2 separate regions of the Homo sapiens genome follow, and region 1 is linked to region 2. A link is an interaction called in ENCODE POLR2A ChIA-PET data of the cell type or tissue named here. Cell type or tissue: OCI-LY7. All regions are shown on one strand. Region 1 overlaps AMN1 (antagonist of mitotic exit network 1 homolog). Region 2 has its middle 29 kb from the start of LINC02422.

Region 1 (5,000 bases), 210 kb before region 2:
TCCTCCCCTTTTGAAATCCTTAATAAAAACTTGCTGGTTTTGTGGCTCAGGTGGGCATCACAGTCCTACCGATATGTGATGTCACCCCCGGCGGCCCAGCTGTAAAATTCCTCTCTTTGTACTCTTTCTCTTTATTTCTCAGACCAGCCGACACTTAGGAAAAATAGAAAGAACCTACATTGAAATATTGGGGGCAGGTTCCTCTGATAATTACATATGGACATTTTGGTTATCTGGAGGGAAAAAAACAAACCCTTATACTTTATAATATTCTAAAATGTGGGCCAGGCATGGTGGCTCACACCTGTAATCCCAGCATTTTGAGAGGCTGAGGCGGATGGATCACTTGAGCTCCGGAGTTCGAGACCAGCCTGGGCAACATGGTGAAACCCTGTCTCTACAAAAAATGCAAAAATTAGCCAGGCATGGTGGTGTACACCTATAGTCCCAACTACTCAGGAGGCTGAAGAGGGATCACCTAAGTCCAGGCAGCGGAGGTTGCAGTGAGCTGAGATTGCACCACTGTACTCCAGCCTGGGCAACGGAGCATGACCCTGTATAAAAAAAAAAAAATTAAAAATGATTACCAGTCTTACCATATACCATTGTTCCAAAAATCTAAAACCATATCTAAACAGAAAATATAATATGCTTGCTTTACAGTTATTCATACTCTTACCTCACTTATATTTGAATCTGTTATCTGTCCCTGCATACTCATTATTTTAATCAGTCTGTCTTTTATGTTGGGAGGCAAAGGCTTAATGTCTGTGAGATATCTGGAAATATTCTTCATGAAGCACCAAAGGCATCTGAAATACAAATACAATATAGTAAATCACACTGGGCCTGTACTGATTCCTAACACTTGTCTTAATGCTATTTGTTAGCACTTAGCCCTTTCATAAAAGTGTGTACATTTTGGCTGGGTGTGGTGGCTCACGCCTGTAATCCCAACACTTTGGGAAGCCCAGGCAGGAGGATGGCTTGAGCTCAGGAGTTTGAGACCAGCCTGAACAACATAGTGAAACCCTGTCTCTACAAAAAAAGAAAAAAAATACAAAAATTAGCTGAGCATGGTGATGTGAGCCTGTAGTCCCAGCTACTTGGGAGGCTGAGGTGGGAGGATCGCTTGGGCCCAGAAGGTCGAGACTGCAGTGAGCTGTGATTGTGCCACTACGCTCCAGCCTGGGCAACAGAGCAAGATCCTGTCTCAAAAAAAAGTATATACATTTTATATTAATACTATATTTACAACTTTAGCTCTGTAAGCTTCAAAAACCTAGTCTGTGTTAAATTACGGACAAGATGCTCTTCCTCTACAATTTTTTTCTATGCATACCTCATTTATCAAAATGCATTTTAAATGACCAACAAGAATGTTTTTCCTAAGTGTCTAATTTCTAAGACACATACTCCTAAATAAGCTTTATATTGGGACCCACTAATTGAAAAGTTTTATCTGTTAATCCAGCAAACTTGTTTTTACTATTTTTCTTGAAAACTATGTGGATAATGAAATCACTAGAGAAAGAACCATAACCACAAAGATTCAGCAAATATTACAAATCACAGAGATATCAAACTCAGTGCCAGGGTTGTATAGGCAGAAAGTAGAGTTATCAGGCAACAACCAAGAATCTTATGACCAACATATCTTATCTGTGTCCTGAAATTCCAACCATCTGAAAAACTCATACTTTAAAGAAACAAATACAAATCTTATTAATTTCTGTCTACAAATATCCCCATATATACAAAATTTTACATTCATGAGTGAATGTGATCATATACCTGTGATTAATTTTTTAGTGCAATGTTAATTTTTTCTTTTTCCTCTTTTGGTTTCCTACACAGTTTCCTCTCTTGTCCTTCCCCCTCCATTAGCTCTCTACACCAATGTAGCATATATTCTTTCTTATTTTTCTCTGTTCTTGTACACACACACACACACACACACACACACACACACATTTAAAGGCTTGTGTGGGGGAGGGGTCATTGTTTCCTAAAACGGCACCACAGTACACTTACTTTTATACACTGTCTTTCATTCAGTATCTTATGAAATCCCTTCAAGGCATCCGACACAGTACTGATTCTCCCTTAATGGTCACATCATATTTCACAGTACGGATGATCTATTTAGTGACTTGTATGCTGACAAGCATTACCACTATTTCTAGGATATGTTGTCAGATTATTTTTCAGAAAGTCTGGAAAACACTTCATATTTCTATTAGTAGTGTCAGAAAGCTCCTTTCCCTCTACATCCTTCCAGCAATAGATATCATGGCTAGTTTATTTATTTTTTGAGACAGAGTCTCACTCTGTCACCCAGGCTGGAGTGCAGTGGCATGATCTCAGCTCACTGCAACCTCTGCCTCCCAGGTTCAAGCAATTCTTCTGCCTCAGCCTCCCAAGTAGCTGAGACTATAGGCGTGTGCCACCATGCCTGGCTAATTTTTGTATTTTTAATAGAGATGGGGTTTCACCATATTGGCCAGGATGGTCCAAACTCCTCACTTGGGATTACAGGCATGAGCCACCGCACCCAGCCCTATTTATTTATTTTATATTTAATTTTAATTTTATTTATTCTTTCCATTTCTTTGTTATCTCCATTTCCCACTCCCATTCCCCACCCCTCTAGGAAACCATTCTCATGTTTAATGTGTATCCTTTCATTGTATATTTCCTTTTAACATGTTTATTGTATGCATGCATTTCTAATTTATAAACATGGGACTTGTCATAGATTTGTTTAGTTTTTCACTCAGCACTGTTTTCAAGATCACCTACTCTTAAATGTTGGAAGGCCTAACAGGTGAAAATGATGTCTCACTATTACTTTAACTTGTATTTCTCTAATTACCAATAAACAACATCCTTGCATGAGCTTGCTGGCTATCTGGATATGCTTTTCCATAAACAATCTATACATATCCTTTGCCTGTTTTGTTATTTTTAAAAACTGATACATAATAGATGTACATATTTTCAGGGTACATGTGATAATTTGATACATTCATATAATGTGTAAAGATCAAATCAGGGTAACTGGGTTATCCATCACCTTAAATATTTATCTTTTGTTTATGCTAGGAACATTCAAATTATTCTCTTCTAACCATTTTGAAGTGTATAATAGATTATTATTAACTATAGTCACCCTACCCATCTATTGAACACTATTTTTTATTTGTGTATTTATACCCATTAATCAACCTCTCTCTATGCCGCCATCCCCTGCCCTTCCCAGCCTCTGTTAGCCACCCATCTACTCTCTATCTTCATGATATCCACTTTTTTTTAGTTCCCACATATGAATGAGAACATGTGACATTTGTCTTTCTGTGTCTGGCTTACTTAACAAAATGACCTCCAGTTCCATCCATGTTGCTGCATATGACAGAATTCATTCATTCCCCCCTCCCTCCCTTCCTCCCTCCCTCCCTCCTTCCCTACCTCCCTCTCTCCCGAGATGGGGTCTTGCTCTGTTGCCTAGGTTGGGGTGCAATGGTGCAATCACAGCTCACTGCAGCCTTAACCTCCTAGGCTCAAGAGATCCTCCTGCCTCAGCTTCTAGAGGCATGCTTACCACACTTGACTAAGATTTCATTATTATTTTATTTTATTATTATTTTTTTTCAAGATGGAGTCTTGCTCTGTCGCCCAGGCTAGAGTGCAGTGGTGCAATGTCGGCTCACTGCAACCTCTGCCACCCAGGTTCAAGCAATTCTCCTTCCTTGGCCTCCCAAATAGCTGGGATTACAGGCACATGCCACCACGCCCGGCTAATTTTTGTATTCTTAGTAGAGACAGGGTTTCACCATGTTGGCCAGACTGGTCTTGAACTCTTGACCTCGTGATCTGCCTGCCTTGGCCTCCCAAAGTGTTGGGAATACAGGCATGAGCCACCGTACCCAGCAGATTTCATTATTTTTTAATGGCTGAATAATATTCCATCATATATATGTATTATACCACATTTTCTTTATTCATTCATCCATTGATGGGCACTTAGGTTGATTCCATATTTTGGTTATTTTTATTTTTTTGAGACAGAGTCTTGCTCTGTTGCCAGGCTGGAGTGCAGTGGCACAATCTCAGCTCACTGCAACCTCTGCCTTCCGGGTTCAAGCAATTCCCCTGCCTCAGCCTCCCAAGTAGCTGGGACTACAGGTGCATGCCACCACACTCAGCTAATTTTTTCTTTTTTAGTAGAGACGGGGTTTCACCATGTTAGCCAGGATGGTCTCAAACTCCTGACCTCGTGATCCACACGCCTCGGCCTCCCAAAGTGTTGGGATTACAGGTGTGAGCCACCATGCTCGGCCCATATTTTGGTTATTACAAATAGTGCTGCAATAAACATGGGAGTGCAGATATCTCTTTTATATATTTATTTATTTTCTTTTGGATATTTACCCAGTGGTGAAATTGCTGAATCATAGGGTAGTTCCATTTTTAGTTTTTTGAGGACCATTTTGTTATTTGTTGACAAATTTGTAAGAGCTCTTTGTTGTGGCCAAATACATGCTCTATATATTCAGAGAATGTATATTATCTACGTGAGAGATGTAATGTTCTCTCTGTGTGTTATATATATATGTATGTATAAGTATCTCTCTCCATGTATGTATATGTGTTTGCACATAAATATGTTTAATGTATATATGTTTATTTACAGTATTATCTAATTCTACTATATTCTTATTTTTCTACTAAATGTGGAATTTCTAGTTTATGATATTTGTAATTTAAAATCAAGTCTTCTTTTCATTTCTGCAAGTTTTTGCTTGTTGTTTTATAATAAAAAATTTCAAAAATACAGAAATATAAAACAGGGTGATATACATCTATGTACCTCAAACCTAGAATTTTGTTACTCTTTTATCATATTTGTGTCAGACATCTCAAGACATAAAACATTTCTGATTAAGGCTGAGCATGGTGGCTTATGTCTATAATCCCAGCACTTTGGGAGACTGAGACAG
Region 2 (5,000 bases):
TGTTATATATACTTATCACAACTAAATATATAGGACAAAATAATAAATCAGGAAACACAATGGAAAAGTTTCCTTACAATAGCAGGAGAAACTAGACTACCTACAAAGACTGCATAAAACTGTATGATTGTATAAAAAGATATAAACAACCAGGTGCAATGGCTCATGCCTGTAAGCCCAGCACTTAGGGAGGTTGAGGCGCGAGGATCACTTGAGCACAGGAGTTTGAGACCAGCCTGGACAACACGATGAAATCCCATCTCTACTAAAAATACAAAAACTAGGCCAGGCATGGTGGCTCACACCTGTAATGCCAGCACTTTGGGAGGCTTAGGCGGGTGAATCACGAGGTCAGGAGTTCAAGACCATCCTGGCCAATGTGGTGAAACCCTGTCTCTACTAAAAATACAAAAATTAACTGGGCGTGGTGTGCGCCTGTAATCCCAGCTACTCAGGAGGCTGAGGCAGGAGAATCGCTTGAATCCAGGAGGCAGAGGTTACAGTGAGCTGAAATTGCACCACTGCACCCCAGCCCGGCAACAGAGCGAGAGTCTGTCTCAAAAAAAAAAAAAAAAAAAAATTAACTGGGCATGGTGGTACACGCCTGTAATCTCAGCTACTCAGGAGGCTGAGGCAGGAAAACTGCTTGAACCGGAACTGGGGAGGCAGAGGTTGCAGTGAACTGAGATTGAGCCACGGCACTCCAGCCTGGGCTACAGAGTAAGACTCTGTCTCAAAAAAAAAAAAAAAGAAAAAGAAAAACCAGCTGGGTGTGGTGGGTGGTGCATGCCTGTAGTCCCAGCTACTTGGGAGGCTAAGGTGAGAGGATCACCTGAGCCCAGGAGGCAGAGGTTGCAGTAAGCCAAGATTATGCCACTGCACTCCAGACTGGGTGACAGAGCAAGACCCTGTCTCAAAAAAAAAAAAAAAAAAAAGGATATAAAAGAACACCTGGATAAATGGAGAGACAGTCTCTGGATCAGAGGACTCAACATAAAATTAAAAATTAAAAACAGGAAAATCTCTTCCAATTAATCTATGCATTCTGTGAAATACAAAGGAATTCTTAACAGTATTTATGCATACACACATATACTATAGATAGATATATAGATAATAGATAGAGTGAAAAGAAATCCAAAATAGAGATGATTATGTCAGAGGTCTCTAAAAAGGAGCCAAGAGGGCATAAGGAGTTGGGAGTTGAACCCCAGTCACGTACACACCCAGAAGGAATTTGACCTCTTTGAACTGAGCCAAATTTAAAACTTCTTTAAGAAGCAGCTGTATTTGATTTGAACTATTTACACCAGGTCTAATCACCAACCTCCTGAGGAGACAACTGTGCTGAATTAAGCTCATTACTGCCTAGAGACATACAAGCTGTCAATCAACCATTGTCAATCATGGATTGTGCTAAAATTTTCAACTTGTGTAAACTTGCAAGAAACCTTTATAAGCCCCTGCCCAGTCTTGTCTGAATGGAACAGATTTGTGTCTCCTAAATTGCAAGTCATGAAAGACCCCAATTAAAATACCTTTTTTTTTTTTTTTTTTTTCTGAGACAGGGTCTCTTGCTCTGTCACCTAGCCTGGAGCACAGTGACACAATCTTGGCTCATTGCAACCTCCACCTCCCAGGCTCAAGTGATCCTCCCACCTCAGCCTCCCAAGCTGGGACTACAGGCATGCGCCACCGTGCCCAGCTAATTTTATTTTTTGTAGAGACAATGTCTTACTATGTTGCCCAGGCTGGTCTCTAACCCCTGGGTTCATGTGATCCTCCCACCTAAGCCTCCCAAAGTATTGAAATTACAGGCATGAGCCATCATGCTGGGCTAAAATATCTTCTCTTTTGTTTGCTGATCCACAGCGTTGGTTTTATTTCTTATTAGTTTATATTACGTGGTGTCAGAAGTGGGATACAGAGCAGTTCCCTCTTGATCTCTGATGCCACCATGGACCCAAGCAAAGGTACCTGCAGGACGCTTTTGCACTCCATTGATCTTGATAGCCCTGGAATTCACTGGGTGAGTCCTCTTGTGTTCTAAACCTCCTGACATGGTTCAGATTGAGGCCTTTTTTCAGGTGTTTTCTGTTGCCACTTTTAATTACAAGGATGGCTTCATTGTTTTGGGGAGTGTCTCAAATAAGAACCTATGAGGGAAAGAAAAAAATTATATTTTCTCCTCTACAATTTGGCAACTCAGTTGGGACCAATAGAGACACTCCACTCACTCCAAGACCTATAAGTGGAATCCTGGGAGAACTTGCAGAAGCCAATATAAATAGGTAGGATTTTTATGAAAGTCAGCTTCTCCCAGACTTCTTTTTTTTTTTTTTTTTTGAGACAGAGTCTCCCCCTGCTGCCCAGGCTGTAGTGTAATGGTGGCGTGATCTCGGCTCACTGCAACCTCTGCCTCCTGGGTTACAGCGATTCTCCTGCCTCAGCCTCCCGAGTAGCTGGGATTAGAGGCACCTGCCACCACATCCAGCTAATTTTTGTATTTTTAGTAGAGACGGGGTTTCACCATGTTGGCCAGGCTGGTCTTGAACTCCTGACCTCGTGATCCACCTGCCTCGGCCTCCCAAAGTACTGGGATTATAGGCGTGAGCCACTGCGCCCAACTAGCTTCTCCCAGACTTCTATTTGTGGTACCTGGTCAAGAGAGGAAGGTAAAAAATTTCCCTGTTTCTTCTTTTCCAGGTTCAGATTGGCAGGAAAAAAAAATTACAAATAAAAAACAATTAGTTTTTTGAAATGTGACTCTTGTGAATCTGCTTCAGGTACTGTTGGTTATTGTTCTTTAGTTTCCAAAGATGGTCTTTATTTCCCTTGTCGCTCTCTTTTTGTAGGGCTTCTCATAAGGAGGAAAAATCATAAGATTCTCCTTTCATCCTGCTTAATTTCTTGAGAAGCTTGGCTTTGTCACCAGCAAATTTATTCTCCAGTCTCTACCACCTCAGAGAGCGTACATTGTTGAGCTTATGTCAGATGGCCAGCTGTGAGTCCAGCCGGGGGTCTGAAATGTCTGTTTTTTCAAATGTGTCATCTCTCAGGGAAATTTGTCTTAATTGTCTCAACCTTCATTGCCTTGATAATGAGGGTCTTTACTTTCTTAGGCTATCTTCAGAAGAAATTTCAGATCTTGAGGGGAACTGCATACTTGCACCCTCTTCAGGCATAATTTATGCATCTGATTATATACCATAAAAAGGCTTACAGGTTTTGAGTCCCAGTTAGAGGTATACCTTTGGAAATTTATTTTGTTTTGTTTTGTTTGAGACAAGCTGCAGAGGTTGCAGTGGCACAATTACAGCTCACTGTAGTCTCGACATTCCAGGCTCAAGTGATTCTCCCACCTCAGCCTCCCAAGTAGCAGAGACTTATACATGCATGTGCCACCATGCCTGGCTAAATTTTTAAAAAAAATTTTTGTAGAGATGGCTTTCTCACTATATTCCCCATACTGGTTTCAGACTCCTGGACTCAGAGATCCTCCAGCCTTGGCCTCCCAAAGTGCTAGGACTATAGGCATGAACCAATGCACCTGGCCAACCTTTGGAAATTTGGACTGTTAACGGCTAAAACTTTTTTTTCTGGAGAGTTCTCCTTTAACACCCGCAGAAAATTCTTTAAATGTTCAAATTGCCTGCTCAACTTTGCTGCAGGATTTACTAAAGTCACTCCAGCATTTTCCAGGCCTTTCTCAGTCCTTTGGAGATGTAAACCTTACCATGTTTTTGAAATGTTAGCATTTAGGGAATTAGCTAAGCAGCATTCCAGCGAGATTGGATTTGAAACAGAGCTAAAGTTCTCCGGACCAACCAAAAAATTCCTTTCCTCAGGGGATGTCTTTAGCTCAGGGGAGAAACATTTATAAGAATTAGCTTGGTTAATTGTTTTGAATTTTTGGTGTGACTCTTGAGGTTTTGGGGTGCCCATTTGTAATTCTTTCCACCCCCATGGGCAGCTTTTGTTTTCCTCTTTTAGTGACTGTCTCTTCTCATTGTCTGTCTGCTGGGCACACAAGGGAAGGTCTGCCTTTGTGGAAGGTCTGGCAGACACTGGGCTGAAAAGCTGAGGCCATAGAGAATATGGTGAACAAATGTGGGGTTGCACCCCAATTGTTGCTAGGGAAGCTTTCTCTAAGCTGTCCTTGGGAGGGTCTGGATCCTGTAAGGGCTGCTAACTTTTGCTCCCTCTTTGGGAAACTTGATTAAAGCCAAGTTTTAATGAAGGGCTTGGTTTAAAAGGGCTTCTTGGTTTGGGTCTCCTGTGTGTTTATTTGTGTTGGTTTTCTCATTTGTTCAGGTATACCTTTGATTTTAAACATCGGTTTATATTTTAAATATAAAATATTTATATAGTTTATATTTAAATTTATGAAATTTATAAATTTATGAAAACTTTTTGTTCCTTTGTTTGTTCAGCCTTCTCTCCTGAGCTAAATGGAACCACATACTCAACAAGTTTATTAAAACATTTCAAAGACAACAGCTTTAAATAGTGATTATTCTAGTGCTGGGCATGGTGGCTCACGCCTGTAATCCCAGCACTTTGGGAGGCTGAGGCGAGCGGATCACTTGAGGCCTGGAGTTTGAGACCAGCCTGGCCAACATAGTGAAATCCTGTCTCTACTAAAAGCACAAAAATTACCCAGGCATGGTGGCACGCGCCTGTAGTCCCAGCTATTCAGGAGGCTGAGACATGAGAATCACTTGAGCCTGGGAGGTGGAGGTTGCAGTGATCTGAGACCGAGCCACTGCACTCCAGCCTGGGTGACAGAGTTGTCTCGGGAAAAACAAACAAATAAATAAAATAGTGATTATTCTAGACCTCTAATAGGCAAATATACCCCCACCCCTGCAAAAACAAACAAACAAAAAACAACAAAAACAAAAAGCTTCTTCTTGGTGCAAATTTCAGAAATGAAGCCAAGAAATAGGAATGTTTGCTATTTGTCCATCTAAAATCTGGTCAAAAGATTTTTTTTAAGA

Evidence for each region. ChIA-PET counts read pairs that join two places held together with the same protein. Peaks named below come from ENCODE experiments on the same cell type or tissue, not always from the same donor. Only the 100,000 strongest peaks of a DNase experiment are listed, where the experiment ranks them.
Region 1: POLR2A ChIA-PET joins it to region 2 with 5 read pairs; 9 of 35 experiments call an interaction of 5 or more read pairs at or near these places.

The regions. Positions count from the first base shown.
Region 1 is chr12:31,708,614-31,713,613 of GRCh38, forward strand. It overlaps AMN1 (antagonist of mitotic exit network 1 homolog), which reads right to left. Exons shown (of 7, transcript NM_001113402.2): 2 at 680-812. Among named protein-coding and RNA genes, the nearest start is that of AMN1, 18 kb to the right of the region's middle. In OCI-LY7, no CTCF peak of the experiment used is centred here; no DNase peak of the experiment used is centred here.
Region 2 is chr12:31,913,743-31,918,742 of GRCh38, forward strand. No RefSeq gene overlaps it. Among named protein-coding and RNA genes, the nearest start is that of LINC02422, 29 kb to the left of the region's middle. In OCI-LY7, no CTCF peak of the experiment used is centred here; a DNase peak (open chromatin) is centred at 1,899.